Linked DNA regions of Mus musculus: all the other regions are linked to region 4. The links are chromatin loops, found by intact Hi-C in ENCODE. Cell type or tissue: left cerebral cortex. All regions are shown on one strand. Each heading gives the region's core, and the rest is flanking DNA. Links, peaks and the distances in the headings are about the cores only. Region 1 overlaps St6galnac3 (ST6 (alpha-N-acetyl-neuraminyl-2,3-beta-galactosyl-1,3)-N-acetylgalactosaminide alpha-2,6-sialyltransferase 3). Region 2 overlaps St6galnac3 (ST6 (alpha-N-acetyl-neuraminyl-2,3-beta-galactosyl-1,3)-N-acetylgalactosaminide alpha-2,6-sialyltransferase 3). Region 3 overlaps St6galnac3 (ST6 (alpha-N-acetyl-neuraminyl-2,3-beta-galactosyl-1,3)-N-acetylgalactosaminide alpha-2,6-sialyltransferase 3). Region 4 holds the start of St6galnac5 (ST6 (alpha-N-acetyl-neuraminyl-2,3-beta-galactosyl-1,3)-N-acetylgalactosaminide alpha-2,6-sialyltransferase 5). Region 5 holds the start of Gm52620 (a long non-coding RNA gene).

Evidence for each region. A loop is a pair of places that touch in the nucleus more often than their neighbours do. Peaks named below come from ENCODE experiments on the same cell type or tissue, not always from the same donor. Only the 100,000 strongest peaks of a DNase experiment are listed, where the experiment ranks them.
Region 1: a loop joins it to region 4, with 2.4 times the contacts of the local background. A loop is called at or near these places in 4 of 42 quality-filtered maps.
Region 2: a loop joins it to region 4, with 2.5 times the contacts of the local background. A loop is called at or near these places in 3 of 42 quality-filtered maps.
Region 3: it touches region 4 in a loop (3.0-fold over the local background); 2 of 42 quality-filtered maps call a loop at or near these places.
Region 5: a loop joins it to region 4, with 4 times the contacts of the local background. A loop is called at or near these places in 5 of 42 quality-filtered maps.

The regions. Positions count from the first base shown.
Region 1 is chr3:153,232,964-153,237,963 of GRCm38, forward strand. All of the region lies in intron 3 of St6galnac3 (ST6 (alpha-N-acetyl-neuraminyl-2,3-beta-galactosyl-1,3)-N-acetylgalactosaminide alpha-2,6-sialyltransferase 3), which reads right to left. Among named protein-coding and RNA genes, the nearest start is that of Gm33066, 11 kb to the left of the region's middle. In left cerebral cortex, for the core only: no CTCF peak of the experiment used is centred there; DNase peaks (open chromatin) are centred at 2,125, 3,499, 3,992 and 4,342; H3K27ac peaks cover 2,178 bases.
Region 2 is chr3:153,479,395-153,484,394 of GRCm38, forward strand. The region is part of intron 2 of St6galnac3 (ST6 (alpha-N-acetyl-neuraminyl-2,3-beta-galactosyl-1,3)-N-acetylgalactosaminide alpha-2,6-sialyltransferase 3); the gene reads right to left. Among named protein-coding and RNA genes, the nearest start is that of Gm46831, 27 kb to the right of the region's middle. In left cerebral cortex, for the core only: no CTCF peak of the experiment used is centred there; DNase peaks (open chromatin) are centred at 2,002, 2,386 and 2,877; H3K4me3 peaks cover 347 bases; H3K27ac peaks cover 862 bases.
Region 3 is chr3:153,331,957-153,336,956 of GRCm38, forward strand. The region is part of intron 3 of St6galnac3 (ST6 (alpha-N-acetyl-neuraminyl-2,3-beta-galactosyl-1,3)-N-acetylgalactosaminide alpha-2,6-sialyltransferase 3); the gene reads right to left. Among named protein-coding and RNA genes, the nearest start is that of 1700012D16Rik, 36 kb to the left of the region's middle. In left cerebral cortex, for the core only: a CTCF peak has its summit at 2,359; no DNase peak of the experiment used is centred there.
Region 4 is chr3:152,979,487-152,985,361 of GRCm38, forward strand. It overlaps St6galnac5 (ST6 (alpha-N-acetyl-neuraminyl-2,3-beta-galactosyl-1,3)-N-acetylgalactosaminide alpha-2,6-sialyltransferase 5), which reads right to left and starts at 2,724. Exons shown (of 5, transcript NM_012028.5): 1 at 2,517-2,724; 2 at 1,572-1,814. The coding sequence starts at 2,531. Gm46830 (a long non-coding RNA gene) reads left to right here. Exons shown (of 4, transcript XR_003954686.1): 3 at 495-571. In left cerebral cortex, for the core only: CTCF peaks have their summits at 1,162, 2,025 and 2,764 (motif pointing left); DNase peaks (open chromatin) are centred at 421, 1,199, 1,456, 1,799 and 2 more places; H3K4me3 peaks cover 3,052 bases; H3K27ac peaks cover 2,541 bases.
Region 5 is chr3:153,075,047-153,081,121 of GRCm38, forward strand. It overlaps Gm52620 (a long non-coding RNA gene), which reads left to right and starts at 3,225. Exons shown (of 2, transcript XR_003954593.1): 1 at 3,225-3,493. It overlaps Gm40182 (a long non-coding RNA gene), which reads left to right. Exons shown (of 3, transcript XR_867778.1): 3 at 1-168. In left cerebral cortex, for the core only: no CTCF peak of the experiment used is centred there; DNase peaks (open chromatin) are centred at 3,057 and 3,403; H3K27ac peaks cover 852 bases.

The sequences.
Region 1 (5,000 bases), core at 1-5,000, 250 kb after region 4:
GACTTTGTCTTTTTGAAAAAAAAAAAAAACCACCTTTTCTTTGAGATTTTACATTTTAAGTGAGACTTAGTCAATTAATAAAACTGATTAAATTCAGAATAAAAATCAAGATGTTAAGTTATTAATAAAATGACTAAAAGCAAGCATATGTAGCAACATATCCCTTTATGGTTAGTACACAGGGGCTTGTTTTTTCAGAAATACATCTATAATCTCATACCAAATCAAAGATTTTTTTTTAAAGATGATGTCTTAATTAGCATACACTGTCCAACTCCACAGTGTATGGTGCACTGTTTTACACACACACACACACACACACACACACACACACATACACACCATGTACATTGTCTTTTATTTTAAGGACATTGCTGCCTTTTGCTTTTCTTCCAACTCAAAATCTTTTACTTTAATGACTTCACAAGCAAACTAGTGGCATCTCAAGTTCACTCTGGGGAGACCTCAGGTTCATTTCTGTGTTTTTTCTCCTCCCTGGTCCCTTAAATTCATCTGCTTGGGTGCATTTCCTCATCCACTCTCAGACAGTCACGGCTTTATTCTGGGTGCATTCACATGTGGCTATACACTACACATGCATGCCTGTGACCCCTTCCCTCATTCAAACTCGTTTGCATTTCTGCCTCCCCACAGAAGTGTTCAGTCTCCATCTCTATCCAAGTGGCCCTGATGGTTGTTCCCTCTCGGCTTGTTCCCTGTACTCTGAGTAATCCTTAGCTTGCAGTCTGTAGGCAGCTAGGGTCCTCTTCTTATTTTTCTCTTTTCTGAAGCCCCTCATCCCCCAACTTCTCACTCTTTGCAGTACGCTGTCACCAGCTCACTAGTATCTGTGTATGTCTTCCTCACAGCCTTGAGAGACAGGCTTCAACTGTTCTTCGTCATGGCCAGGCCTGAGTGCCAGCTGGGCCATCGATTCACTGCTGGGGTCTTGACAGGAAAGACTAGGAACCCATCTTAGGCAGTGTCTTTGCAGATGGGAACACCTCTCCCATGTTAAAGTATCTTAAGGATTAACACGACCTTGTCTGGACTTTACATTAGCCCATAGTAGAACTGTCACACATGTAAATAGGCTTTCTTTACCTTCTGATTTAATCTCTCTCTCTCTCTCTGTCTCTCTCTCTGTCTCTCTCTCTCTCTCTCTCACACACACACACACACACACACACACACACACACACACACACACACACACTCTCGAAGGATTTCTCTGTGTAGACCTGGCTGTCCTGGAACTCACTCTGTAGATCAGGCTGGCCTCGAACTCAGAAATCCACCTGCCTCTGCCTCCCGAGTGCTGGGATTAAAGGCGTGCACCACCACGCTCAGCACTTCATCTCTTTTTAATATTCTCTTTAAACTCTGGCAAAAAATTTCTATTGCTTCCTGAGCCAATGGTTTAAATGCTTTTACTCTTTAATTACATCTTTGGAACCAAGACCCAATGTCCCAATTTCTCTATTGATCATAAAATAACCCACACTTCCTTTAAATTACCTGCTCATCTCATTTAAGTCTTCCTAGAGCTCTAGTAATGTCCTAAGGAACACTAGGAAATAAAATGGGAAAAGAATCCAAGGCGGAACGTGAACCTTCTGTTTACCTGGCAGAGACGTCTCTGTAGGGTGTGTACCAGCCATGGTGCACTGTGTGCATTTTGTAGACATCCCTTTTCAGGAAAGTGTTTAGCAAAATGGCATTTGGAAAAATACATTAGATAAATGGCTTCTGAAGTAGTGTTCTAATCTAATTATTAAAGCCAATCCATATTCATAAGTTAAAGGCTGGCAAAAATACTGCTTTGGTGCATTTATTTTATAATAACCTTGATGTGTTCTACAATGTCCCAGCCAGACACTTCAAGGCAGGCCCAGCCTGATTCAGTCAGCACAGTGAAGCACTCGTGGGGTCAGGAGCGCCTCACACACTTGCTGAGGCAAGCATAGGCATGTCCTGGGAGCCAACACTGTTTGAGGGGAAGGAGCAAGGGAAGGTGAGCAACAATCCTGTGTTATCAGTTCCAATCAAGTTGTGTGTACCCAGAGGTGGCTGGAATACAGACAGGAGTAAGGCTGGTATGACGTCACTGGAGACAGGAGAAAGCGATCTTGTTTCTAGACTGTTTTCTCTCAGTCTGATACCCAGGTTGCTGTAGCAACATGTCTTAGGAACAACAGCCATTTATTTTTCAAAAATCTATGGTTGGAGGTCTATGTGCCTGATCTCTGTGCTTTAGTAAGGGCTTTCTTCTTCAGTGTGCACACTGCTGACATCTTGTAGTGTCCTTCCATGCTGAGATGGAAAAGAATAAAGAAAGCTCTCTCTTCATTCCAAAGACATTACTCTCACTCATGGCAGGGGTGGGGTGGGGCGGAGCTGTCTTCCTTTATTGTACATCTAATCCTAATCCTATTCTAATTCTTTCCCAAAGACCTGACAGCCTCATATGATAACTTAATGATAAGAATTTTGAAGGTAGAAATTGAGTCTATAAGATATACCTTAAGAATTAACCTTTGCTCCAGAATTCATTTTCATGGCAAGTTATTTCTGTTACCACTAGGTAAGTTTTCCAGTATGAGAGAATAGACAGAATATATACGATGTAAAATTGTAAATTCTGAAAACTATTTTAATGATCATGATCTCATTGATATGCAATAGCTGAAACGATGAGAAACGATGGAGCAATAAAATAATCAAGCAACCTATTTTATTATAATTGCTAAGATATTTCAGGTAAGTCTTCCTTTTAGAATGAGGGTATTTTTTTTTTTTTTTTTTTTTACAGAACACTTAGCTCCTTTGCAACATGAAATGTCGGGAATACTACCTTTACAACTGGCAGAAACACAAAAGCTTCTTAAAAATTTCAAGAAATCTTACAGAAACCTTTCGGTTCTTTGCATGCGGAAGAGAATTACCAAGGAATTTATTTTAATGGGAACAGCTAATGAAAAAAGAAATGAGAAGTATTAATAGTGTTTCTTCTATCAAATGTCTGGAAATAAACAATCATAAAATATTCACAAGGGGGAGAGGTGCAATGAACCCACAGCCATGGGAGGAGGGCAGAGGCAGAGGAAGCAGAAGCAGCTGCATTACTGTGGGAAGTAAATATTTCAGATCTATCAAGTTGTTTCTCCTCCAAGGAAAAATAGAGAGATGCCTACAGCGTACTTTTTCTTTTTGGAATTAATGTTCATCTGAGCGCAGAAGGGGCGGAGGGCAGGTGTCGGTGTAGTTGGAGAAACCTCCTCGTCAGGTCCTCCGATAAACGCTCGGTGAAAAGAGGCCTTTTTTGCGGATCTAACGGGCGCAGTACTTGTTTTTTAATTTGTGAAGCAGGGATGGCAGGGATGAGCAGTGGAGACCGTGCTTGTCTATAAAGTGAAGCGGAATCTGAGTACAGCCACAATCGGCAGAAGGATTAGTGGAGGTTTGATATGGCGCATTGCTTCCCCCTATCACTGAACAGACAAGAATAGATACAAAACCAGTTTTTGATCCAGGAAGATTGCAATAGGATTAGAATTCATATTTCTTTCCCAAGACCTCACCATCTGTTTCTATTCTGAACCTGTGAGCAACACTTTGCAAAACATTTCCAAGCTCTCATGGGCTGAGGTCCTTCCTCTGTACCTGGGCATAGCTCAGAGTTCTAAAAGCAGTGGGGGCAAGCATGGAAATGGGCGTTGAAGAACGTGGGATCCTTGCCCTCCCAGAAGCCTCCTGTGTGTTGAAGAACCATCTTGATTGAGAACACATTTGATAACAGCCCTAAACGTAATGCTTCTGTCCTGGAAGGCTAAAAATTTTAAATGTATTTAGAAATAAATTTACCATATTTTGAAGGGACAGCTTTCATGATCAGAAGCCCCACGAATGGGACTCTAGAGTATTTATAGAAAACACCCGAAGGGCAGGTTTGGCTCTCAGACTCCATTCTTGTCTAGTAAGCACAGGGCCCTGTGTTTATGATCCAGGGCAAAAGGAGGAGGAGGGACAGCAGAAGAGGAGGAACTAAATGGAGAGGAGCCGGAATTCCACTCCTTTCCATGCTCAGCCACAGAGATGTGATCAAGGAACAGCTGCGACTTCCTTCCTACCTGTACCGGGTCCCTGCCATCATGCCTTCCCCACCGAGATGGGGGGGGGGGGTCTGCTCACACCCTGAGCCACAGGAAACTTCTCCCTCATGCTGCTTCTTGCCAAGAATTTGGTCATAGTGACGAGAAAAGGACCTCGTACACATATCTTCACAGTAGAGCCCTTTGCTCTCCTGCCACCCACCACGCCCAGGATGATTGGAGGAAGTCTTGATGCCAGGAACCCATGCCCAGTCTGCTTCTCCTCATGGTGCAGGGTAGGGCAGTCTACAGACCTATGGAGCCATCGTGTCTGGGAGAGCAGCCACTCCTGCATGCTTCTCAAACCCTGCTTGGCTGTCCCTGGTTAATGCTACAGCAGGCCTGAATCCCAGCATAGCAAGGCACCAACCTAAAACATAGGCTTCCTAACTTTATCGTAAATTTCCAGTCATCTAAATGACCCAAGTGCAAATGCTCTCGGTGTACGGTCTTTTGTTTCAGTGTACTACAACCCAGAGTCTCCCAACCCCTCACTGCAAGGTTGCATATTTGTTCTTGGGGCTGACAAAGTAGGATCCAGTCCCCGGTCATCATCATGCCCATCTGGCCCCCACCCAGTTATCCCTGTTTGAGTTCGTTTGATCATCTGTCACACAACTGGGGACATTCAACTCTCCATGCCCGCCACTCTTGAGCCCTCCTGGATTCATGTCAGCCACAGGAAGTGGCTGCTTCTCAGACCACGCTGGGTGCAGAGCAGTCAGGGGATCTTGCCTTCACTGCACTTCACTCCCTTTAGAGTTACAGTTTCAAGTCATTGTCAGGACACTTGTCCAGGTTCTCTTGCTAGCCTGCTTATGTAGGCACAGCCTAGGGACTGTCTTCCTG
Region 2 (5,000 bases), core at 1-5,000, 500 kb after region 4:
GGAACTCATTACAAAGCCCAGGATGATCTTCAAATTCCAATCTCTCTGCCTCCACCTCTCACATGCTGGAATCACAGGCATGGCCTTTTTATTATTGTTAGTTTTTATCTTGAAAAACTTTAAGCCAGTACCAGATGAAATGGATAAGAAGATATATATTGTATCCCTATCCCTACACTCACTAGTGTAATATAACATTTAACATTTTTATATAGTCTATCACTTAGCAATTCTATACACGCGTATGTGTTAAAGTATTTCAAAATACATTGCAGAACCCATGATCTTTCATAATATGTACCACAAACAGAAAATTTAAGAATAAAACATTTCTATGGAGCTAGAGTGACACTCAACAGTTAGAAGTGCTTTCTACAGAGGATACAAGTTCAGTTCCCAGCATCCACAACCACCTGTAACTCCAGCCCCAGGGGTCTGATGCCTTCTTCTGAACCCTAGGGGCACCATCTCTCACAAGTACACATACTAACGTATACACATGAATGAAAATAAAATACAATCTTTAAAATTAAACACTCCTGTATACTATTTAGTTCACATTCAAATCCTACCAGATCAAAACTGCATCAATCCAGTTTGCCATTTTTCAGTTTCTGTAATCATGCTCTATATAACGCTTATATATAAACATTAAGTATGATTCTAGGTTAGGACATTAGCAGCCTCAAAGGTGAGAGGGCAGAAAGGGAAGGTCCTGAGCTGAGGATGGAGAAGAGCTGCTCAGAGTGAGGGACCAGAGACTGGCAGCTAAGTTTATCACTAAAACCTACAACTCAAAACTGCAGAAACGTCCAAGCTGTGATGCAATCATGTGGTTTTGAGAAGGAAAAGAAAGGTCAGATTATGAGCCCAGGCCTCTTCTTTTTACACAGGGGCATCAACAACATCGAAAATCAATTAAACCAAAGAACATGAAAACACAGAAACAGTCCCCCTTTGGCACCCACTGTTACCTCCATCCAAATGTGTATAAAATCATTAAACTGTGAGCACCATAAACAGTTCTCCTTTCCTAAATGGTGTACAGTTCTACATAATGTAGAGAAATCTCACCTTATCTGGCCTGGCCCCTCCAAGGATCTGAGTCATAAAGTTATTTTTCTGTCTGTGTTATATTTGCTACCCTCTTGTCAGTCACCCAGCAGGCCAACTGTCAAGGTATTATGGTATATAATGGCTAATCTTCATTATCAGTTTGACTGGATTTACAGTCACCCAGGAGACACACCTCTGAGACTGTCTTTGAGGGTGCTTTTAGAGAGGCCTATTGGGACATGGAAGACTCGCCCTAAATGTGAGTGGTATCATTCCTTATGCTGAGTCAAAGCCTGGATCAAAAGGAAAAGAGGAAGCCAGTTAATCTCTCTGCTTCCTGACTCTGGATGCCATGTGACCAGCTGCCTCACGGTCCTGCCCCCACAGCTGGAGCTGTCCTCACCACCACCATGCCTGCATCATGCTGACTGTAGCTTCCAAACATGATTATCCAAAATGTATCCTCCCTCCCTTAACATTGCCAAGATGCTATCACAGGAACGGCTGAAGAAGTTATAGCGTCAGCTTCAGGTTTCCATCGGTACAACTGCCAATGTTCAAGAGCAGAAATGCTACGGAGACAAGGTGAACCAAGCACGGAAGGACAGAGGACCTCTGCTCTATGCAGCAATGATGCAGGACATGCAGGAAAAAAAACCCATAGCACACGGCAGTGTTCAGAAAGTCTTCAGCTTCAGGTCTCAGTAACTGCAGATCTCAGCTGTGGACCTTGCACATATCTCCATGCACAGGAGGGAACATCATGTGCCCTTATCTGCAGACACTAACCCAGATTAGCAGGTATCTCCCTGAAGGTCTTCTATGTTGTCTTTACCCTGACGGCCACTCTCCGCCCCTGTGGGGTTTCACTTCTTCAAGAGTCTCAAACACAAAAAGCAGCCCCGGAGAAAGCAAGGGGGAGGTGGGACATGCCAAAGGGACATGATAGGGAAAACACATCACCATTAAAGGAATCTTAAAAATGGGTTGTCCCCAGGTCACTGAGGCATCTGACTCGCCATCTTTGCACAGTGGATCTGGCATACACTATACTGACATACATTGCTGAGCATCCTACAGGAATTCTACCCTTCCCCAAGGCGCATTTAGGTTAGATCCCTTGTTAGTCTCCAGTGCAAGGCCCCCCAGTGGTATCTGACTTATGTAATGAAATCTAAGTAACTGCCCAAGACTGGATTCTCTTCTTTAAAAAGACATTCAAGGTCTGGAGGTTTTATTGGGAGAGAACAGAGCGCTTCTCCTCCACTTGCTCTTCACTCTTGCACGCTCTGCCACATGCACATTTGTTTCTTTTGTAAAAATTTATAAAGAGAAGCTCAAAACATCTTTGGCTTTGACTATGACATTTCTGTTTTAAAGCAGCTACTTTGATGGACACATCAACCATATGGTCTAGCGTATTTTTCAGAAGACCCAAGTATTGTGTAACAGAGAGGAAGGCTCTTTGTTAGTTTGAGGCATGGGTTAGTACACGAAGCACAACACAGACACATTCCACGGAAGCCTGACTAGACAGAAACTTCTGCACACAAAGCTCCCGAGACCTCAGAGCCCAATCTCACTCTCAAACCACCTCTCCATCTATGTGCATCATCCTCATCTGCTTGGGCTGCATAAAACTGGCACCAGCAGTTTCAAAATTCTTGGTTTTCAGGAAAGAAAGAAGATTAGAAAAATCTATCACGCCAAGGTAATTTCAATTTCTGCAGCCTCGCTGTGTCTCGGGAGATCTCAGTCTCACGTGGTTTGGGAGAGGGGTGGCTACACCCGGCATACAGAGCTTCAAATTAGAGTGAGTAAATGGAGACTTGGCTGCGTGCTTTTGAAAGGCTGCCAGGCTCTGCTCAGCTGTCTTTTCTACATCAACTCTCATGTGCGAAGGAAATCAGAGAGAACAAGTTGCTGAGAACGATGCTCTTCCGCATGTGAAATGTACAGAAATCACAGGTGGTCTCCCGGACTAAATTAGACTTTCAGGGTAAATCAATAGGGTCAGCAAGTGCGTGAGGCAATAAAACTAGACCAGACCAGTCACGGCTAAATAATAAGTTATCCCTGTCAATGTGGAATCTTAGAAAATAAATGGCGGAGGCCACTTTCCAAGCGTACTCTGTATGGGCTATTTTAATTGGCAGGATGCTCTAAGAATAAAATTCTCTTCATGGCAAGTTCTCTCTGAGTTTCTAGAGCATAGATTTTGAGCACCAATGGGAGAAGGGGGTTTTCTCATTGTACAACTGGTAGCGTGTATTCAAATCCAATGTTTACAGATCTCTAAGTTTCAATCTCATTATGGGGCTTCTCAAATAAAACTCAAGCACACATTATAATCCATTAGGCACTGTGGGCGTGTTGGGTTATGTATGCAAGGAGACCAGAGGTCGAGGTTGGGAGTTGTCCTTTATGGTGCTGTGCTTTTTGTGTCTCTCTGTCTCTCTCTGTCTGTCTCTGTGTCTGTCTGTCTGTCTCTCTCATTCCAGGACACTATCCCTCTCTGAACTAGTCAGTTCTAGGGTTTTCTGAGCAGGTGCTGGGGACAGACATGCAGGTCTTCATGATTGTACAGACAAGCACCTGACCAAGCCATCTCCCTGGCCCTTGTCATTTCTTTTTAACATAATACTCTATAAATTACATGAGAGAGTCAATAATATATCATAAAAAAGGTTTTCAGTTAGATTATTTTGACAACAGTTGGTGACTTTAAGTATTCTAAGCTCATTTAAAGAAGTCTAAGCCAAATGTGTTCTGTTTTTTACTTCTCTCTTCTCTCCTCCCTCCCCCTCCATACTTATGGGCATAGGAAAATATACACACATCTATATTCTTAAAATTATTCTTAAACAAATGCATAGGGGCATATGTCAAAGACACACTAGAATCAGTTAAGAGGAATCAATAGGACAATTAAGTTAGTTTAATAGACAACGGAAAAGGCTGCCAGAGCTGAGCAGATGGATAAATGGACAGACAGGAAGGGTGGATGAATATGATCTTCAAGCTACATATCCAGAGAGCATAATGCTCTAGAGTAAGCAACCCCATGCCTGTTAGAAGTCCTTTCCTTGTGGCTGGACGACAGTCACTTGCATCTTGGTTCTCTGCATGTTGGTAGCATCTAAACTTCGCAGGCTCTGGACTGGAACCAATGGTAAAGAGTAAGGCAGATGAAATCCCATTGGCTAACAATCAGGTGATCTTTCAGTAGGCTTGTTAGAAGATGCTCTAGAATGACAGCCACCCCATGGCAGGGAGAGTGTTAGGAAGAGAGGAGGGAGTGCAGAGGGGGCAAGGCTTGTGGTCATGTGAAGCAGACATGTTCCACAAGCATGGCCATTCTGCCCTCAGCAGACATCCTTTGTCCTCCTCTGGCATGTCATTCTAGGTGTCTGCATTGTGCTGATCAGACCCCACAGCCATCAGAATGGTGAGCAGAGTAAACGTCACGGTTTGCTGGCATCCTCAGATATCTCATGATAGAGACACAAATGGACTAAGGCAGATGGCCAAGTAAATGAAAACCTGTGTCAGGTGTCAGCAACAACTCAGGGCGTAGAGTAATGATTCGGGCACAAAGGATGTGGATACAGGCAGGGAGGGGAGGAGACAGGAAATGCACATTCAGAAACGTGATGGTGGAGGGCTTCTCCATAAGCAACATGATTCCAAACCAGACCTTTCTGCAACTTGTATGTGCTTCTCTACCATAACACCATGTCAGCATCCTCTACAACACTTCACCACTTGTGTGTGATTCACTCACATGTTTACTGGCTTCTATTACATCAACGAGTTCCAGGAGGCTCAATACAGGTCTTGTCCCCTAGCTTGGCTCCTAGCTCAGTGTCTGGCATCTAGTGGCTACCATACCTCGGATGGATGGATGGATGGATGGATGGATGGATGGATGGATGGATTGGATA
Region 3 (5,000 bases), core at 1-5,000, 350 kb after region 4:
TGGGGTAAAAGTCTAGTGAAACCATCCTAAGTCAGCCCAGAACTGACTGTGCAGCTCAAGTAACCGAAAGTGCAGTGGACCCTGACTATCTGTGAGACACCCCCAGAAATCCGCTCCAGGGTGTGTGTATGACAGATTCACCAGAGGGCTGCCCCAAATGTCTAAGGAATACTGATTCAAGACATGCCAAATGTAGATTTTTTTTGAGATGTATATTTTTTTCTGCTCTTTTTGAGATAATATAATTGCATAATGTTCATCCCTTCAAGGCCTCTCCTGTACCCCTCCTTTCAAATTTATGACCCTTCTTTTCACTAATTGTTATTGTATGCATATATGCACATGTAAATACATAAACATTCATAAAGTAGCCTGCTTCATTTGTATGACGTTACTCATACAGGTTTTCAGGGAGGACTATTTGGTATCACATGACCCATCCGTGGGCTCTTTCTTGGGGAAGGCTATTTCTATGGCCCTCAGCCTTAGTTGCCTGACTTGCTTTCCGCAGGGTTGAATCCTTGTGGGTTTCCTCCATCTACTTTGTCTTGTCTGTTGTTGTAGTCCTGTTCAGCTCACATTAAGGTGGTGGTGTTGGTGAGATTTTATGAGTGTGGCTTCAGACATCACTAGAAAACAGAGTCTCACAGCAAAGCTGCTAGTCTTCTGGCTCCTACAATCTTCTCACTGGCTCCTCTCGTGTTACTGAGCCTTAGGTGTGGGAATGTTTTGTAGATTTGGATAAAGCTCCACAATTCTGAAATTTGACTGGATGTAGTTTCCTATAATGATCTCCAACTGTTGCAAGATGAAGTTTCCTGGATGGGGTGAGGACTACACTTCTCTGTGGGCATGAGGACTGCACTTCTCTGTGGGCATAAGGACAGGTGTTTGCATTGTTGTTAAGGATCACCTTGGTTTAGTAAAGTTGTGGTTTTAGCTTCTTCTTCTTCTGTCATATCTTTATACAATGTTACATGGTGTGTAATCTTAAATGTGAATGTGTAATCAGATTAACAAATTAAATGTGAATTAGTCATTTGATAATTCCATTTGTAATTCCAATATGTATTGCTTCTGTTGGTTAGATCTGTTTGTAATGAAACCACCACATTGGATAATATAATATTTTTCCATATCCTGCTTGAAGCAGATTGGAATCTCTACATCGTTTGATGATAAACCTTACTTTGTTCTGTGACCCCAGTGAAGGTGAACAGTCACAGACCAACCCTCCAATCTACTGTTCAGTGATCTCCCTCCTGTTTGCAGCAGACATCTTTCCAGAACATTCTCATCTTTCCCTGAGAGTCACGCATCAACAGTTACATTGTATCTTGTGGAGTAAGGAATAGTTGATCTGCAGTGTATACAGCATGCAGAGGCTATACATCAACAGTTACATTGTATCTTGTGGTAAGGTAGAGATGATCTGCAGTGTATACTGCATTCAGAGGCTACACATCAACAGTTACATTGTATCTTGTGGTAAGGTAGAGATGATCTGCAGTGTATACTGCATTCAGAGGCTACACATCAACAGTTACATTGTATCTTGTGGTGTAAGGTAGAGATGATCTGCAGTGTATACTGCATTCAGAGGCTACACATCAACAGTTAGATTGTATCTTGTGGAGTAAGGTAGAGATGATCTGCAGTGTATACTGCATTCAGAGGCTACACATCAACAGTTACATTGTATCTTGTGGTGTAAGGTAGAGATGATCTGCAGTGTATACTGCATTCAGAGGCTACACATCAACAGTTACATTGTATCTTGTGGTGTAAGGTAGAGATGATCTGCAGTGTATACTGCATTCAGAGGCTACACATCAACAGTTACATTGTATCTTGTGGTAAGGTAGAGATGATCTGCAGTGTATACTGCATTCAGAGGCTACACATCAACAGTTACATTGTATCTTGTGGTGTAAGGTAGAGATGATCTGCAGTGTATACTGCATTCAGAGGCTACACATCAACAGTTACATTGTATCTTGTGGTGTAAGGTAGAGATGATCTGCAGTGTATACAGCATGCAGAGGCTCTGCAGTGTATGGAGCATGTGCAGAGGCTACCTCCAAATTCTATGGCACAGCACATCTGCAGTTTATACAGGGATCCTAAGTCCCCATGGCCTCTGAAGGACAGCTGAGCACTGAGCCCAGCCTCATTCTCACTGAGGGGTGTGGACTTTCCCCTTCAGATAAGAGGGAACTACTGTACTGCCCTGTCCTTAGCTCTTTCTAACTCTTCGCCTCTTTGTATCCCTTGTTTCACCAACTTCTAGGCCTCTTTCTTCTTGGTTTGTGGATTGGCAGGCTGGGAAGGCTCCTCAAGACTAACAGCTCCCCACACAGGCTGCCCACAGTTATGCGCCACTCCTGGCCAAGAATGCAGAACCCCTTTATTTGAATTCACTTATCTCCAACTATTCCAGAGATGACTCCTCTGAGAATCCCAAATAAGGCTTATTAACAATCATGGACAGGTCTCCCAAAGAAGGCAGACCATCTGGCCCCTTTGGCAATGATCCAAATTGTACACTTTAAAAATGAATCACCACCCAAATAAATGAGAAATAAAGTAAAGACTACTGAACTTGCCAGTTCCTTTATGCATATGAAGAAGTGTTAGCCTACAGACTGGCTCACTCTGTCACAAGGAAGGCTCCCACCTGAGCCACAAATGAGCCAGCCTTGGAGGGCAGCGACTTCTGGGTACAGACATATGGAAGGGTCATTTGTTTCTCATTTGCTCGACAGATAAGAATATGGAAACAGTCTCGGCCCATTTGTTTGATGGGCCTCCTAAGCCAGTGGTAAACAAAGCAATACAATTAGTTTGGCTAGTCATCATTAAGAAAGTCACTGCTGGGACCCAACTTAATGACACCTCTCCCTCCACAGGAATGGCTTCTCCATTGGTGGTCTGAAAAGTGGTAATGGGTGGGTGGGAGGGAGGCACCCAGACCGTGTCTATAGACTCAGAAAGCCCAGTGCATATGGGAGTCACAGCATAAGCTTGTGCTAGATGCCCTTCCTGCCCTGCCACAAAGCCTTTGGAAGCTCTTTAAGTAAACCTGCATTCTATAGAGAGCTCGGAAATATAATAATCCTAGCAAACCAAAACAATCATTAAAGATTAAAATGTCTAATCCTGTATTAAAACATAACCAGAAGGTTCTACAATGCCTGGAGAAGGCTCAGGTGATACACCAAACCACCCTGGGACACCGCCTTCGCCCTCTGCCTTCCAGTCAAACCTCTGACACATCATTACTAACAACCAATTCTCTGTGAATAAAGGCAATCCAAAGAAGCCATGACCTGTTGAACTCCCAGAAGACCTGCTCTGACAGTCAACTGGGAGAATCCTTCATTTTGTTTCTCAGTACTTAGGTCTCCAATAACCCTTATCTGCATGTTATGTGGGTTATTTTATATGAGTGGAGGGACCATTCACACCTTTCCACTTGCTACTCTTTAGACTTCAGCCATAAAACAGATCTAGCTGTCTAATTGGAATTGCTGCAATTTTAATTTAGAAGTGATATCAAGTGTTAAAGAATAAGAGGCCATAAACCAAGGAGGAGAAGGAATCTGTCAGTTGTTGTCATTACCATCAGCATCACCATCATCACCACCACCATCATCACCATCATCACCATCATGATCATTATCCTATACTCCACAAGGAAGCAGGGGCCTGGAAGCGCTAACTGCTTTGTCCAGGTTGCCACACGTGATGATGAAAAATGAACATGTGGTTGAAGGGTTTCCTCTGGTATCAGCCTGTATTTCTGAAGTTCTTCACTGTCTCAGAGTTACTATAGCTGTGATGAAACACCATGACCAAAGCACCTTGAGGAGGGGAGGGTCCATTTAGCTTGTACCTTCACATCCCTGTTCATTGTTGAAAGCAGTAAGAACAGGAACTCACATGGGAAAGGGTCCTGGAGGCAGGAGCCATGGAGGGGTGCTGCTTCCTGGCTTGCTCCCCATGGCCTGCTCAGCCTGCTTTCTTATAGAAGAACCCAGGACCACCAGGCCAGAGATGGCCACACCCACAGTGGGCTTGGGTCCCCCATTACTCACTACTTACGGAAATGCCCTACAGTCTTGCCTACAGCCCCATTTTATGGAAGCATCTTCTCATTCGAGTCTCCCTCCTCTCAGATGACGTTAGCTTGGGTCAAGTTGACACTGAGCCAGCCCACACATTCAGTAACAATGATTCCTGCAATGAACTTTGGATGTTTAACTTCCTGTTCATCTTGTAGTCCCTCCCACCACATTCCTGAGAGAGATCATCAATGAAGTCAAATGATTTATCCAAGAACAATCAGCTTATAAATGATAACACCCAGTCATTTATAAAACATGCAGAGAAGGGGGAGGGACTCTGTGATTGGGGGGGGGAGACTGGGAGGAGGAGCCACTGTAATATAAATAAATAAATACATACATACATAACATGCAAGCTGAGATCCATTCTAATCCTTCTTCCTTCCCATAGTTCTGTGCGATGCTCATTGGTTTAAAAGTGAGTGTTTAACAGTACAGAAGGGCCTGGATTCTGCCCTTATCAGACTGTGCTGAAGGTAAAAAGTAACTCTGGACACTTTGCCCCTTCTTAGAATTGGGAACAAAACACCCATGGAAGGAGTTACAGAGACAAAGTTTGGAGCTGTGACGAAAGGATGGACCATCTAGAGACTGCCATATCCGGGAATCCATCCCATAATCAGCTTCCAAACGCTGACACCATTGCACACACTAGCAAGATTTTGCTGAAAGGACCCAGATATAGCTCTCTCTTGTGAGACTATGCCGGGGCCTAGCAAACACAGAAGTGGATGCTCACAGTCAGCTATTGGATGGATCACAGGGCCCCCAATGGAGAAGCTAGAGATAGTACCCAAGGAGCTAAAGGGATCTACAACCCTATAGGTGGAACAACATTATGAACTAACCAGTACCCCTGAGCTCTTGACTCTA
Region 4 (5,875 bases), core at 1-5,000:
CATTTTTTTTATTCACAAATACTTCCAGAATTTGAGGCGGGTCCCTACTAAACAACGAGTGTGAAAATCCAGGGCTGCACTCTGTTCGTCTCACGCCAGTGACCCACACACACCGCCATCCCCAGCCAGACACCAGGCGTAAACTTCCTCACAACCACAGCCCTTATCAGCAGCTTGCACATGCAGATTCCAAGTATGTAACCAATCAACAACCAAGAGAGCAAACAGAGGCTGTGACTGTTAGGCCTGGGCGCTGGCATTTACAGCCCACTCCAGAGGGCTTCCTCCTCAGACAGCCTCCTCCTGTTCACCTCTCTGAAGTCTCTCTAGTACAACTTCCACATTTTCAAAGAAATATCCCTTGCTTCTTCCGGAGAATGTGAGCCCCCTCCTTGGTGAGCCCCGCAGCAATGTATGTACTAGTGCCGACTGCACATGTCTGTCTATCAGTGAACCTTGCTACATGTCTCAGGACATGCCCTGTTTTCTTCCAGCATCCAAGGATGGGAAAGCTGAGCCCTGCATGCAATCCCTTTGGCGTCTCCCATCTTTAGCATTCTACACAGTACAGGTGAGTTGCAATATTTTGATTGTCACTTAAAGTCTGACTTACTCATGTGTGACAAGAGCTATCATCTCACACAGGAGGAACATCTGCAAATACTACTGTTGGTTCACATTCATAAAATGCAGTAAGATACAAAGTAAAAGAGCTGAGAGGTTTCAAGCCATCTTCTAGACAGGGAGGGAAAGTGTGTTTTAATAAAAACACACTGGCAATTTCAAATAATCAGAGATGCATTTAAATTGTATTAAAACATCTTTGGAATCAGGAAACCTGATTAGGTTTTTCCCAGAGGCTTCCTACGCTGAAACCAGAGATTTATTTATTAGTCTAAGGAAAGGAGGTTCAATTTAAATGAAAAAAAAAAAAAAAACAACCCAGCTTATTAATTATTAGCCAAGCCACGCAGTTGCTTCCTGGGAGGCAAAGGAAAACAGGCTTTTAAGCCAAAGGGAGCTGAGTGTGTTTCCAGCCCTCCATGCCTGCCAGAGCTGGGCTCCCCAGGGACTGGGGCCTTTCAGCCCAGAGCAGTCCCCAGCAGAGATCAGAGGAGAACCTGTGGAACTGAGCCCTGGTGGAGGCTCTCTCTTCTCCCCTCTGGTGGTGCAGGAAGAACCTTGGGGCTAGTCCCTGCAAAATTCTGCTTTCCTCCTACTCCGCACCCCCCCCCCCAACCCCGCAGGGCTTGGCTGGAAAATACCAGGCTCCAGAAACTGAACATCCATCTGCAGCTGCTATTACCGGGTGTCCGGATTCTAGACCAGGACCGATGGGGTTCAGGATCCACTCACATCATTCCTATTCCCTGATAAACTTTGCATCCTTCTTGGAATAGAAAGTCACAACTAGCATGCAGCCCTTCCTGCCCTAACTGGTGTACCACCTTCCTGCTCCCCCAAACTAACAGCTGCTCTGGTGGCTCACTACCCCAGGAAGGAGGAAGGATCAGGGGTACAGAGTGCCCAGGCTGAGCGGCGGGTGGGAAGGACGGCGCACAAGCTGTCACCTTGTGGTCTGCTACACCGAGGTATCCTTCGAGCTGCCGGGGTCCTGCGGGGGCGGTTCTACGTGGCTGGGGACTGCTCTCCACAAGCTGCGTGCTGCCAGTCGCGGTTGCCGCCTGCTGCTGCTGCTGCTGCTGCTGCTGCTGCTGCGGGGGCCGCTCCTTCTGGCTGCCGAGGCTGCTGTACACGAGCAACAAGCTGGTGCACATGGTAGTGAGCACTAAACACACTGCCAGACCATGGCGCTGCAGGCGGGCGGGGGAGAGAGAGCAGAAGACAGTGGCTCAGGGTGCACCAGGGAAGCTTGGCTCCTTATTGGCACCAAGCACAAGTCCGGAGCATCCGCCCCAGCCTTCCCAGCAGCCAGAGAGCAGAGGTGACACGGTCTTGCGCACCCGTCAGGGATGCTCCTGCATCGCTGCTCACAGCCCGCGTCTCACAGTGGAGGGCAGGTGGCGCGCGGTGACCAGTGCAAGGGTGAGCGCGTCCGCCCAGGGTACTTTGGGAAGGAGGATCTAGACTCCACCTAAGCTGCTCGGATTCCAGCCCTCCAAACACCCTCTCTTCTCGCCCCCCTGAGGCTTCCTGCAGAGATCCCCGCTAAGTTTGAAATCCGACAAGAAAACCAAGAAAGTCAAAGATGGTGCTTCCTCCCCGCCCCTCTGAGTTTGTGCCCAGCGGTCACAGTGGGACACCCTCCATCCCTGGAGAGGTCAGCCTGCTCCTCTGCTCTCCAGTCGCCCCTTGGATCACTCGCTAAAGATCCAGGAGCCCAGGCATCCCTAGCGCCCATCCCGGATTCCAAGCCAGGTAGAAAGTTGTCACCAATGACAGGTGACCTCTTGGCACAGAGATAGATACCCGGAGAGGCTTCCCCAACGGTCTAGGAGACCCAGAATCCCAGGGGTCTTTGCCTCTGCTTGGCAGAGTTGGAACAACAGACTCACCATCAGGGTCTTCATTTTGGGCTCCTCTTTTGTGCGGAATTCTCAGGCAAGCGCGTCCGGAGCCACTTTTTCTTGGAGGTTGTCCATGGTGGGTGATGGGGCGGAGGCTGCTCAGATGCTCACCTGGCAGTGACGGCAGCTGAGCGGGAGCAGGAGCCGCGGGACCGGGAAGCGCTGCTGTTGCAGAGATTAGAGGAGAATTAAAACTGAGCCGGACCCTCCGAGTCTTAGCGATCCACACACTGCCGCCTGCCGCCGCCTGCTGGGTCCTAGAGTCCTCTGCAGTCCCCCTCCCAACCCCCAAACCATCTTCTCAGTGAAGTGGAATTTCTGGGGCAAGACTGTTACCATAAAGGTGCACCCATTCCTTAGTTTGAAGATTTATTATCTTTGAATGGGGCTGTCAAGTTAAAAGGACGCAGAATCCAGTTTGATCCTGAACACGGTAGCCATTTGAAAATTTACTAAATTTTCAGGTTTGTGATTTTAATAAAGAAACAAGTTAGCCTCCCAAATGTCAATCGATCTCTTTAAATTTGCATTTGTGTTTACAGCCTGGCAAATGTGATCATGGGATTGTTTTCCTTAAAAATTACGCCGCTGTAATAATTTCTAGTTGTTTTCAAATGTCCTTTCCCTCCCTAATTCTGCTTTGACAAATCATTAGTCTCCTGCTTCCCTTGGACCGTACCCTTCCATGCAAATGGCTTCATTCATCATTTGCTCCCAAGAACACAATTTATATTTCTACTCAACCTGCGAAGTCCCTGGTGCTCATTTAAATGATTTTAAAGTTTTGGAAACACTCGGTGCATCCCATTCATGTGATTAACCGTGAACTGTAGAGTCTTCCTAATGTCAGTGAAGAAATATTAGCTGTTGAAGATAAAAAGTGATCTCGCATCCTAGGATCCTGAAGGCTGTGATTCGTCCCTCCTGCTGTCTGGGGCACTGGTGGCGTATACTTTCACAATCAGGACCTGGATTCCAGTTAAAAGCTGGATCATTGTTCAGTGCTGAGTTCAGATCAGTAGCCTGCTCTAAGTATGCTCTTGTCCCTACATCTAATTAGAGCAAGCATTTGTTAAACCTCTAATTTAGCTGAAAACGTATTTCAGCCACGTGACATTATTCAGTGAACATAGTCGTCTTAATGTCTCTCTTAACACTGTACATGTAGCCGTGTGAGGTTGAAGATCACATTAAGAACGATCAGCAGGCCACCTGAACCATGGGCAGGCACAGTGAGAGCCCTTGCAACTCCCCCTTTAATCTTCTCTAATCTACCGCTGGATGGATGGCACAACGGGGACTATTTTTAACGTATGAGGCCCATGTCCAAACTCTATTAACAAAGTTAAAATTATTGGTTCAGTAATGAGCATCCAGGAGACAGAAGCACACACCATGGAGCCTTTCGAGGAAAACACAAAAATTGGAAATACTATCCGATACTGCCAGCAGTGCGGTTAGCTATTTATTCAATGTGTGCTGTGGGCATGAATAGTGCCCGTTGTCTGGACAGGCAAGGCAGCAGGCAGAGGAGAATCTTATCGGGTCTTGGCAATTCTTTATTGTATGGCTGCACTTGACACTCAAATTAATGAAACAAAGGACCAACTTGATGAATCATTGCAAGCAGATTATCTGTGTTTCTCCAACACGGCTTTCGAGATGCAGCCAGACGAAGCCCCTGCCTTCCTCAGATTGTTCTCCTCCGTCTAGCAAGCTGCCCAGCAACCGATAAAACACTTCTCATATATTCTGCGCTGCCAAAGAGAGACATCGTATTTATGACTTAAGCTCATGGCGGCACATTGGACATCTGTTACACGGTGTGTCTGACCAGACTCATTAAGCTTATGATTTTTCCCTCCTCCTGGGATGGCAGTTAGCTGGTCACAAAATTACTTACAAAATGAGTACATTTAAATTTTTAGTTCTGAGCTTGATTGAAAGAACTTTAAGGTATCTGGCTTTCTGATAGTTGATTGGGATGGTAAGACTCTTGGAGGGATTCTGGCTTGGGAGTCAAAAGGACAAGGTAGGGCCAGATGAAGGTGGAGGAGATAAGGAATGGGAGACAATTCAACTTGACGATTATGTGGTAGTCACCTGTCACTCGATAGTTCTGTTTAGGAAACATGGTGGTGGAAAGAGAGAGAATTAAGCATAAACGTTTTCCTTTAAGGACTCAGAACTCTGTCTCTCTGTCTCTCTCTTTGTATCTCTGTCTCTCTCTCTCTTTCTGAGTATGTGTATAGTGAATTTAATGAACAGACAATGGAGGAGTTCTATCGATTCAACATATGTTTAACAAGTATCTACTTTGTTATGCACCTACTGTGTGCTAGGTACTGGGGCCTAGGCTTGCAGTTTCAAGGGAACAGCAGTCAATATTCAGGCGTGGACTTTTAGGTGATAGGGAGCAACCAATGTGCAGATTTGTTTCTTAGCTTTGCCTCCTACTTCATTAAGATCTGAGGGGTGTGCTTTTCATGGCAACCCTTACGTTGCACCGACAAGTGGATCTCTGTGTCTGAGGCTAGCCTAGTCTGCATGTCAAGTCAAGACTACACAGTGAGATCCTATCTTTAAAAAAATAATCCAAGAGGTTTGAGATTTCAAGGGTAACCTTGTACATGTATGTACCTTTCAGTTATTGATCTGACTAGCCACAGTGAATGTAAAATAGGCAAATTCCTAAGTATTTGATGGACTTGGAGGAGAAAAGACAGGTAGACAAGTCAGTGGAAATGTCTGGTTTGTCTAGCTTGGACACTTCAATCCAGAGTGGGACAAGTCACAATTTGCCTCTTAAACCCAGGTAGCTGAGACAAATTTCTCACCATTTAAAACATTGCTACATTTCTACCTCTTCTGCTATCACATTCAATCAAATTGATTCCTATTTCTGAAAAAAAGAGAATGGAAAAGAAATTGAGTGTTGCAAAATGTAGTTTCTGTGATAAAAATAAGCTGAGAATTGTTGAAACAAGGCATGTCCTAGGTGACAAGGAATCTGAAATTTGGAGGGAATGTTAGCTTTGCACAGGGCCTCAAAGAACACAGAGATACTAGAGGAGAAAGAAAGACACATTGAAGTCTGCCCACAAGCTCTACTGTGGTTCCTCAGGAAAAGGTCCTTTCATTGTGTGTGTATATGTGTGTGTGCACACACATGTATGTTCATATGTGGATGTGCTTGTATGTTCATAAGTGTGTGAGTGTGTTTGTGTGCATGTATGTTCATATGTGGGTATGAGTGTATGTGCAAATGTATGCTCATATGAGAGTGTATGTATATATGCTCATATGTGTGTGAGTGTATGTGTATATGTTCATATATGGGTGTGAGT
Region 5 (6,075 bases), core at 437-5,436, 96 kb after region 4:
CCCCTGGCAGCTACACCACCTCTGCTGGCTGAGGAGGCTTCTGCTAAGAGTTACATGGTTTCTGGACCCCTGTGTCTCAGTGCGCCCTCCTATTGGGATACAGTCTGCCCTTAGAGCTGTGTGGTTCCTGGGCTTCTGTGTCCTAAGGCACCTTCCCATCCAAGCAGAAAGACCAACACTTAGGCTAGTACTCTCTAAAGCTGTAAGTTAAATAAACATCTTCCTTTGTACAGTAACCAGACTCTGACACTTTGTTGCAACGTTGGAAGACTCTGACACTTTGTTACAATGTTGGAAGACTGACACTTTGTTACAACGTTGGAAGACCACCTCAGACACATTTAAATGCTGTAATGTCTCTTCCAGTATGGGTGCTTAAAGTCCTAAAGGAACTTAATAAGCCTTGCTGGATTCATTGATTTTGTATTCAATGGATGTTCTTTCTTTGAAAACCTTTATTGAGATGCCCTGAGGAAACATGCTACATGTTACATACCTGATGTTCATAGTGTCTTTGGATTTCTAAGCCTTATAAACATTCTTGGTTACTAGAGGTGTTGATGCCACCTTTATTGGGCATCTTATGGCTTCCCAGGGCTCTTATGTCTCACTCTGTTGCAAATATATTGTCATACATAACCTGTAAGGGTAAGGCTTAATTATAGTGATATGAAAAAAATTAGGATTACCATGTCAAACTACAGTCCACGTGCAGTCTCCAGCCACTCCTGTGAAGGAATGGGGCTTGCTTCAATATTTCAGTTATGATCAATTTTGTGTTTGGCTTCCTTCAACATCTTAAGAGAATGAAGTCAAGCTCTAAATCTTTGCTTTATTAATTAAAAAAAAACCCTAAACATTTAATTTTTATTTAATTATAAACTCAGTTGTGTAACTGATACAAGACTCTGGGTAGCTTGAGCATCAGTCGTTGTTTTCTACACTTTAGAGGAATGATATTTAGCTTTTATGGTCACTACATATGCTGGGCCCGCTGGCGTGAGTCCCTGCAGGGGCTCGCCTGTCTCTCCCTCCCATCTCCCTGTAGGACAGGTGGGATTACATGTCTGTGCTACTACACCCAATGTTACATGGATTCTGAGGACTCTAAGTCAAGTCTCCATCTCATATAGCAAGTCCTATACCCACAGAGCCATCTCCCCCAGCCCTGGTGGAACTTCGGTTAGATAAAGGAAACACAGAATCTTTAAAAACACACATAGTGGGGTATTTCTGACAAGGTAGCAGCTGAGTTTTAAAGGGAAGCAGAGATTTGGGGAGTCACATCTTTCCACTTTCCTTTTCTTCCTTTCCATTGTGGCTCCTTCTGTCTTCCATCCGCTGATACTGAATGGCATGTCAGTTCTCAGACTTGTCCAATTCCAAGCAGTCAGAGGGGATGATGAAGGCGGAAAGGCTTTAGTTGCCCTAAATTCCAACCTTGGTTTTAGCTGGACAGATTGGCACATGCTTGCTATCCCCATACATACTAAGAACGTCAGATCACCAGGGCAGAACATCTGATAAATAGAAATTGAAGCTCATCGCCTGACTAAAAGTTTGTATTTTCTGAGATCCCCCCGTGCCTCTTTATACATCAGAAGCTTCCTTGCAAGCTAGGACTCAAGTACATCAGAGCAGGAGAGACTTAACAAGCCTTTTAACTTCGCTGTTTATGGCTGACTTTGAATTCCCTTTAGGTTTAATCCTTAGAAATAATATTGCTCTGAAAGATTTTGCAAAATGCTGGTCTCCTGACTCCTGTTATGATGGTGTGGGAAGAAAATACCACGCAAGGGGAACTTTCCCCTTCACCCTTTTCTCGAAATGAATGAAATGTCCTTTAGACCACTGGCAGCATCCTTACTACATCAGAGTCAGAATTGTTGCAGTAGAGCTGGAAAGAGAAAGAAAGGTCAGCTGAGGACCTCCACTATCCAAACCAAGCTAAAGTGCACAGCAGAAAGAAAATTTGGAAGGCAAAATTGTTGAAACCAAAGAGAAGAGGTGTGGGGCATATCTCACTGGTAGAGTACTTTCAGAGCCTGTACTTTCAATGGCTCTCAGCTCAATTTACTGCAGAGAGATGGGGTGGAATTAGTAATCACAAGGACAGGCCTCAGGTACGTATGAGGACATAAAGATCATGACAGGATTATGCTGGAGAAGGAAAGCAGCAAGACCAAGAAGTCTGTGCTCCCAGGAGATTGAACTGGGGCTCACTGAGCCCTGAAGGGGAGTTGAAAGTGACATAGGAGCCAGGCTTAGAGAGAGAGTTGCGCAGAGTCCTCGCAGAAAAACTCAGGGCAGAGGAAAGAGATAATGATAAAAGACCTCTCAGAGCCCTGCCATGGAAGGCCTCCTGAAAGCGGATCAATCATGCAGAGTACCATTTTGAAATTACTGCCTGTCGTCTTAGCTACGAACCCCGTTAGCCCTTTGTGCTTATTGGGGTCCCTTTTCCTGATAGAATACAGCCAGTCGTCCATCAGAAATGTAGCTCTGTGTTCGTCAGAAGCGAGCTGTTGCACATAGCCATTCCTCTGTCTTCGAGCCCCTTACCAGTTCTTAGTGCCTTTTGTGTGGTGCTAGGGGCTGTGGAATCTCAAGGCTCAGGCGTACTGGGCAAGAGCTCTGCTGCCCAGCTCGCCCAGTGCTCACAGGTCTTCTGAAGGAAGCAATGCTGGTGTGTTCAAGAGCAGTGTGGAAAGAGGAGCCTCTGGGTTGCATGGGGGGGGGGGGGAGGGACTCAATGGTCATGAGGGTGTTCCCAAGCTGCAGTTCCAGTTTTGACCAGTCCCACAGTATGTCTGACTTAACATAATCCATGCATGGAGCACACGTTTACAGCCAACCCTAAACCAGCCATCAGTCTATTTACTGTGGAGGAAAGTTAGAGAAGGCATGGCTAGATGAAGCACCCAGGTACTAGAGAAGGCATGGTCGGGCCCTAGCTGGATTTAATGAAATTCTTTCCAAATGGTGCAGTCTGTTTAAGGGAGAACTGTTGTCAGCATGGGCACCTGGTAGACATGGAAACATGCCAGTAAGTGAGTTTGTATTTCCTCTTCCTTAGCTGTAAATTGTATCAACTCATTTAATAGTAATTCAGTTCTTCCTGAGATTAAAGGAGGTTTTTGTGGGCTCCGCCCCACACTGGCCGCTCGTTGGTCTGCTTAACCTTTGCATTCAAACTTCCTGGTATAAAACCGCTTTCTGTGTCCTTGACTGTTCTACCTCTCTGTTTCTGGGACCAGCGTGTGCTTGCTCCCAAAGCAGAATTCTCCCCGGCTTAGCAGTTCCTCCTGCGCTCTTGGGGACAGCTGCTTGACGGTGACTATGTGGGAAGCTGGAGGCTGTCCAGCTCCATTGGCAGAGACTAATCATTTAGAATGTTTTGTTTCTTTCATTTGTTTCTCACTCTGCATTGAAGAAAAAGTAGAAGAAAAAGAAAAAGAAAGCTGGAAATGTGTCTCCCGAGTGGGCCGTAGAGGTAAGTGTGTGGGCAAAGTTGGAGGGATGGGACCAGGCACACGCACCCTCCCTGCCACCTGTTAGCTGAGAAATTCATCTCCTTTCTCTTCTGTGCTTTGTTCCTGCCATCTGCTGAGCTATATTAGTCAGGTCCCTGCGGTTACACATACAGGAACTAACTTGACCTCACACAAAGACAAGGCATGATTGAGAATACAGGGACCTTTTCCAAAACCCACCATGGATATGAACACAGGTAGTCTCCATCTATCTCTCTACCATCTACCATCTGTCTACCATCTAACTATCCATTTATCTATCTATCATCTATCTATCTATCTATCTATCTATCTATCTATCTATCTATCTATCTATCTATCCATCTATCTATGATATCTTTCTCTATTTTTACCTTTTTTAATGTCTATCTGCCTCTCCTGTGTCTAGATTTCCTATCCAAGAAGAGCAAGGTGCTTATACACAGCACCTAACTCCAGATCTTAGAAATCACTTAGCTGATGAGCTGGGCTCTTCACAGTCCTGGTCCCTTGTCTGCCCCGGAATACCTCAGTGACAACTAGGTATCTAGCATACGTTTGCTGAGAAGATCCACTTCTACGGACCGAGAGGCCATTTCTGAACAGAGGAAGTAACTGCAGATTGGGCAGGCTGAATAGATCCCCTCACTCTGGAAATGACCCATACCACACCCAGCTTTCGTAGATCCTTTCAGTTTACTGTATATATACATTTGATATAGAGAATATGCAATCATTGTAATTATTCAAGGCTGTCCACTGCCCTAGGCCAAATTCCTTTGATGAGTGTCACTATAATTATACTAGTCACGAATCTCTATGTGTCCACATTTGGTATTTAAGTTCTTCAAACAGTTGTTTTGTCAACAGAATGGAGGGTGGTAGACATCTGAGTGCTTCTGCTCGCTTGACTCCATACCTTGTGTGATTTGAGTCTGTAATGTCCTCTACAGGCTCCTGTCATGAACCCCAGCTCCTGAGTGAGGGGGGCTACTTTGAAGACTGTGGGGCTTTTAGGAGGTGGGATTTAGGAGGAATTAGGTCACTAAAGGCAAGCCATTAAAGGTTATACTTTCCCCCAACCCCAGCCGACATCCTCTGTCACCTGCATACATGTGAACAAGCCTTTGCCTCACACTGTCTCTGTGGAAGGAGTCATTCCACCACACTCTTAATCCCTCTGAAACCAGAACGCCCTAAAGAAGCCCTTTTGCTTGCACTGCCCCTCCCCCATTAAGGATTTTTGATACAGTGATGAGAAAAGTAATTGACATAGTGCCTAACCATAAGAATATAGGCGCAATTGATCTTTGTATGTCCCATTTCCCCCATTTTCCTCCTACACATTGGGAAAGGAGAGGGTGATAATCAGAGGTCTGAGGACTTGAGCCAGGCTGCAAGTGCATCCATCATTTGATCACAGAGTGTTTGTTCATCTGGCTCTCAGTTTCCTTCATTCTTTCTCCTCACAGCCTCAGAGAGAACTAATCCTGCTGACACATCAGTCAACAGGGCTGCACGATAGTCAGTTTCTGTTGGGGAAGCCACCCCATTGTGAGACTTGGTTACAGCAGCCTTCTGAAACCAGCAGAGCTCATGATATATGTGTGTGTCCCCAAAGCTATCATTTTAATATATGTTTTAAGATGGCGTGTGAGTTATGACATGCTTCATCAAGTCTCTGTGGCATGACTTTTTCTCTTGGCGTTGCAGCTTATAAACAGAGGTTACTGAATATATTGTAAGGATGCTACAAATGATACAGCTGTCCACATTCTTATCAATATTTCCTATGTCAACACATAGGTATACTCTGCTATTGCATATGTAAAGGTTCACTGCCACCAGCAGTATTAGTACACTACCATGCTGTGTGAACTCAGGAGCAAACAGTATCATCTGACATTCAAGGAATTCCAAACCAGCCTGGTGAGGCTGTGTGGTAGTTTGAAAGAGAATGACCCTGTGGGCTCTGGCATTTGCATGCTTGGTCTCCAGTAGGTTGTGCTGTTTCAGGAGGATTAGTAAGTCTTGTTGGAGGAAGTGTGTCATTGGAGGTAGACCCAGAGGTCATTCCCATTGTGCTTTCAGCTGGCTTCCTGTTTGTGTTGAGATTTGAGCTCTCAGCCTTTCCTACCGCCATGTCTGTTACTTGCTACGATTCCCTGCCATGATGGACTCTGATCCCTCCGGAGCTATAAGCTCAAATGGGATCTTCCTTTTATAAGCTGCCTTGGTTATGGTGTTTTATCACAGCAGTAGAGAAGTAACAAATACAAACAGATATTTACAGTCATAAAGGGTTTGCTTCCATGAACAACTAAATACAAGATGCCATTGGGAATTCATGAGACTTTCGAGCTGCCAAGGGAAGAGCATGAGACACTAAGTGGGAGAAGAAGGAGCATCTACTTGGACTGAAGATATAAATGGCCACTCAGCCGAGGAGAGTTGAGAAGGGGAGGGAGCAGGTGAGTCAAAAGTGCAGAATGGCTGGTAAAGCCAACCCATGATTCAGAAGCTCTGCCTTGGCCAGACTTCCAGTCACCGTAACAAACTCCCT